2 separate regions of the Mus musculus genome follow, and region 1 is linked to region 2. The links are chromatin loops, found by intact Hi-C in ENCODE. Cell type or tissue: left cerebral cortex. All regions are shown on one strand.

What was found. A loop is a pair of places that touch in the nucleus more often than their neighbours do. Peaks named below come from ENCODE experiments on the same cell type or tissue, not always from the same donor. Only the 100,000 strongest peaks of a DNase experiment are listed, where the experiment ranks them.
Region 1: it touches region 2 in a loop (4-fold over the local background); 2 of 42 quality-filtered maps call a loop at or near these places.

Annotation. Positions count from the first base shown.
Region 1 is chr14:35,066,393-35,068,892 of GRCm38, forward strand. All of the region lies in intron 4 of Grid1 (glutamate receptor, ionotropic, delta 1), which reads left to right. Among named protein-coding and RNA genes, the nearest start is that of Gm41133, 66 kb to the right of the region's middle. In left cerebral cortex, no CTCF peak of the experiment used is centred here; no DNase peak of the experiment used is centred here.
Region 2 is chr14:34,980,141-34,982,640 of GRCm38, forward strand. The region is part of intron 3 of Grid1 (glutamate receptor, ionotropic, delta 1); the gene reads left to right. Among named protein-coding and RNA genes, the nearest start is that of Mir346, 87 kb to the left of the region's middle. In left cerebral cortex, no CTCF peak of the experiment used is centred here; a DNase peak (open chromatin) is centred at 1,117.

The DNA of each region.
Region 1 (2,500 bases), 86 kb after region 2:
GTGTGTCTAATTTAATGATGTCATCTCTGTCTGCATATGTTCTTTGACTTGAAAACCTCCCTCAAGGAAGTGCTCTGCTCAGCTTCAGACTCAATAGAAAGTCTATTTGGTTGTCCTTAAAGGGGTCTTGCCCAGGTCGATTTGGGCTGGATATTTGAGCACTTGGTCTGATGAACTCCCCCCCCCCCACCTTTCTCTCACTAGGTTTTCACTTTGGCTTGCTTACTTAATTAAACTCACTCATTCAAAACCAAAATATGGGAACCATAGACTGTTCTCCTGATGGTATAAAGTTACAGGGCTGGAACTTTTGAAGTTTGAGGTATGGAAACAAAAAGTGCAAGTGTATTTTTTTCTTCTTAAAAATTTAGCTGGTAGGGGCTGGAGAGATGGCTCAGCAGTTAAGAACACTGACTGCTCTTCCAGAGGTCCTGGGTTCAATTCCCAGCAACCACATGGTGGCTCACAACCATCTGTAATGGGATCTAATGCCCTCTTCTGGTGTGTCTGAAGACAACAGCAGTGTACTCACATACATTAAAAAACAAAACAAAACAAAACAAAACAAAACAACTTCCCCAACAGCAACAAAATGATTAGCTGGTAGAAGAGCCATACTTATTAGAGATATTAGCAACTTGTGTATTTTTTTTCCTTTCCCTATTAAATTTAGAACTTTTCCTCTTTCACTTAAAGAATATAACTTAAAGCTTCTCTTTGGCTGATTCAATGCAAATGAAGAAATATGAAGGAATACTACTCATGTGTTTGGGGCCATTTTCTAAGTCAAACAATGATGTCTGGAACATAGTTCTGAAGAGACTATGACAGCTGCTCTGATGGCCACTGGGTGACTAGTTGGGGTGGTGTGGTTAGCATTACAGCGTGGTTATGCTGGTTAGAGGGGGTGATTCATACCTCAAGTGGGATGGAGCGGGCTGGGTGAGATTTCACCTGGATGTTCAAAACCCAAAACAGTGAGTAATTTAAAACTTACGAATGGTTAATAGATGGCATGTTTGGCATCATAGCTTTGGACTATGGCTGATGATAGTGAATCAGAACTCTGAAAAGTGAGCCTACCAGGAGGGAGGGTCATTATTTCATATAAAGATATGAGTGACTTATGTGTAGATTGAATATTAAGTGACCTTGCTGAACTCATTTATTTTTTAAAAAATTCTTTCAAAATTTCTTGTGGTTTTCTTCACAATTGTAACATTCACAAATAGGAATAATTTTACTTTTTTTCTCCCTGCCAAACTATATGACTTTCATTTGATTTTTTAAAAATTATTAGATATTTTTTATTTACATATAAATTTAATTCTATTGCCTAAAATCCTGACCAGAAAGGAGTGACACAGAATATTCTTATGCTGTTCCCTCTCGATCGAGGAACAAAGGAAAGGAGGCCTGTACTTTTGCTTCAGCCTGGTGTGATGTGAGTAGTAGCTTCCTTACAGCTGCCCTCTGGCAAGTTGGTTAAGTCCCCTTTCTCCTCTTTAGGAGAGATCTTTAAAATTACGAATGGGTACTGACATTTGTAAGATGGCTTTTCTTCATTGTTGCAAGTTATCATATGATTTGTTTTCATTTTAGCTTCTTAATATGGTGGAGCGCATCAATTGACTTTCAAAATGGAACCATCTTTGCATCCCTGGCATGTTGTATTGTGCCTTTTAAAAAATATATTTTTGAATTTCGATTGATAATATTTTGCTAAGAATTTATGCATCTATGTTTGTTAGGATTTAATTTTATTGTCTCTCTTTATCTTTGTGTGATTTATTATCAGAGTGACATTCCTTCTCTAGTTTCACCAGCTTCTATTTTGGGAAATATTGTATCGAATTTTTCCTAAGTCAACTGATACAGTTCTTTAGTAAAACCATCTATAACTTGCTATTTCTGTTTGGAGAATTTTAAAATTAAAAAAATCTGTTTCCCTTGTTAGTTTAGGACTACTTAGACTATTTATTTCAGGTTAGGCAAACTGTTCTGGCTCATGGCTTTTGAGAAATGGGTTCATTTCAAGGAATTAGTCAAATTAAATGAAAAGTGTTGCTTGTGACATCCCCTTATTATTCCTCGGATGTTTTCAGGGTTTTGTTGCTGTTTTATTACCGATACTGGAAGTTTATATTTATCTTCAGTTCTTTATCAGTGTTGTAAATTTTATTGAGCTTTTTAAGCATCTAGCTCTGTTTTGCATTCACCCTTACCTGTAGGTTTTAGAGCTTCCAGTTTCAGGTTTTATCTTTTCTTCCTTCTGCTTATTTTGGGCCTTATTTTGTGCCATCTGTCTGTCTGTCTGTCTATCTATCTATCATCCATGCATGTATCTATCTCTTCTAGGTTCTTAGTGTTGAGGCTTGATTAGTTGGCTAGTAACTTTTTTGTTCTTGTTGCATGTTTTTAAATCATTATTATTTAATTATTTTATTCATTTATTTACATCTCAATGTTGCCTTCTCTCCTGGTCCTCCCTTGCAGAGTT
Region 2 (2,500 bases):
CATAGCGTACTCTAAAGCCAGACTGAGGCGGTGGCAGCATGATCTTAGCTATGTTAAATTAGTATACTTAAACGTCAGAGTGAGTTTTGTGGCAGGTCCACCGTAGCTCAATAAAAGTGAAGAAGGCTGCCCCCACATTACAGAGCTCAGGATTACACTGAATACCTTGTGGCACACAGAGAGGAGCAGCTGGCCTGTTGCCTGGGTCTGCTGATTCAAAGGTGCTCCCTGAAGTCACTGCGGAGAGCAGACTTCTCCAGTGTTTCCTTTCTGAAATGCTTGCTGTGCATCTTGCTATAGAGACCGAGGTGAGTGGTTTAGGTGAAATCGCTGTCTCATGTGTGTTTAATGACCACACACTGATCTGGAATTAAAAACCTTCTAAACCGCCCTAAAGTAGATTATACACATTGCTCTACATTTTCGGTCTTTAAAAATAAATCCCTCTTGAAACTGGAAAATCCTTTGAACAGTGGCTGAGGTGGTGTTTGATGCAGAGACCTCCCATGCTCATTCCCACAGCCCAGCACCTCCAGTTCCCAGGGGAATCATGCTGAGACCCCATTCTTAGTAACAACTTCACTAGTTAGAGTCTCACCTCTATTAACAGATATCAAACTAATTAGTAGCTAATCTAATTGATTCCTCATCTCCTAATTTATCTCTCTTCCTTCAATAATTCCTTAATTGCATAAAATGTTGTGAGCTAGACAGAGAGGGGGCTGGCCTCAGGGAGGGACAGAATTGGCCTGATTCCCTCTCCTCTTAGCTTTTGACTTGCAAACCAAGTCTCTAGACTACTAGTGAAAAATTCCTCTGCGCTAAGCCCCTCCCCTCCAGGCTCTTTTCACTGTGAATGAGAGGAGCAGAGGCTTTCCCCTTTAGCTTAGTTTCTATACCAGTGGGAATGAAGTGTGCTTCTTACAGCAGCATCCCTCAAGGAGTTAAAAAGTACTCTAACTGTAAAGCCACAGATAGCCCAGTCCTGCCTCCAGATGCTTGGCATCACCGGTACAGGGGATGCAGGTTACTGAGAGCCTCTAGGTGATTCTAATATGCAATGGAGTTAGAGAGCCAGGGCCTCCAAAGGAGGATGCTCTGAATGGGAGGTGGTGGGCTGAAGGCGCTTAATTAGTGGGGGAGGAAGTACAGAGGGTAAACATTTTTTCTTGACTTGCATGTAGAGAAAAACCTATGAGTAAACATGCTATTTTAGATGTGTTGGCATCCTACTGCAAATAGACGGCAAGCAAAGTCCATTCAGCTTTAGAATGCTAACTGAAATAGCTTTGCTTCTGCTCCGACACATTGCCAAGAAGGGCATCTCCCCCCTTGTCAAGTGAGTGTGGTTTGTGTGGTGTGAATATGTATTGTGTGTGTTGTGTTGTGTGTTTGTTAGTGTGTGTGTGCATGGTGTGTATTTATATCTGTATGTATGTGGTGTGTGTGTGTGGTGTATGTATTGTGTGTGTGTGGTATGATGTGTGGGGATTGTATATGTGTGGTGTGTATGTGTACTGTGTGTGTGGTGTGTGTATTCATGTGTGTGTGTACATGTGCATGGTGTGTATTTATATTTGTATGTATGTGGTATGTGTATGGTATGGTGTTATGTATTGTGCATATATGTGTTGCGTGTGTGTGTTATGTTGTGTGAGGATTGTGTGTATGTGTGTTGTGTGTGGATTGTATATGTGTGTTGTGTGTGGGGTGTATGTTGTGTATGGGGTGTGTGCGCACTTGCCAGTGTGTGAAGGGTGTGCACAGTAGTCTTTTGTAGTAGTGCACATGGCTTTTTTTTTTTTTTTTTTTTTTGGCTCTAGGGGGAGCAGGAAGGTTTGTTCTGGAGATAGGCTAGCTCAGATGCAGGAGCAGGTCTGCTCATTATAGCAGGTGTCTGGGGAGCTTCCAGTTTGGAGGGGCCTCTAGAAGTAGGTACTGGTACAGTGTTCTTTCCCTGGATTTCAAACTATATTCAGGTGGGTGGGGCTGCTATTTAGCTCACTTTTTGGGAAGATAGCCTCTAGACTTGGGGCTGGTTTCTGAGACAGCTTGGAATTTGGGTTGACTTTGTGTGACTGTAATGCAGAAGTACCGGTCTAGACCTTTTCTGTGCATCCCCTGGAGGGATTGTGTGCTCCTCCGACTTGCTCTAGCCCCCAGCCCTTGCCAGGTATCCTGTCTGTATTGCCATTGGAGGGCTGTAGCTTTGGCTCCCACCTGGATTTCTCTCATCAGCATCTCCTCTACACCTTTGTGATGGATCTGGTCTTGCATGGATGCTCCTGGTAGGGGTGGACTGAAACTTGCTTATACTGGCTACCTTTATATCTCTAGGCTTAGCCAAAGTTACTTTGCTAGAAGCATTTATACCAAGGAGATTGTCAAATACTATAAACCAGGGCTTTACTCACTTTTTCTTCCAGAGAGCCTGTTTCTAAGCTGCATCCACGACACCACTGTGGGGCTGCAGAATGTCTCCACAGGCCTGGCCGTGCTT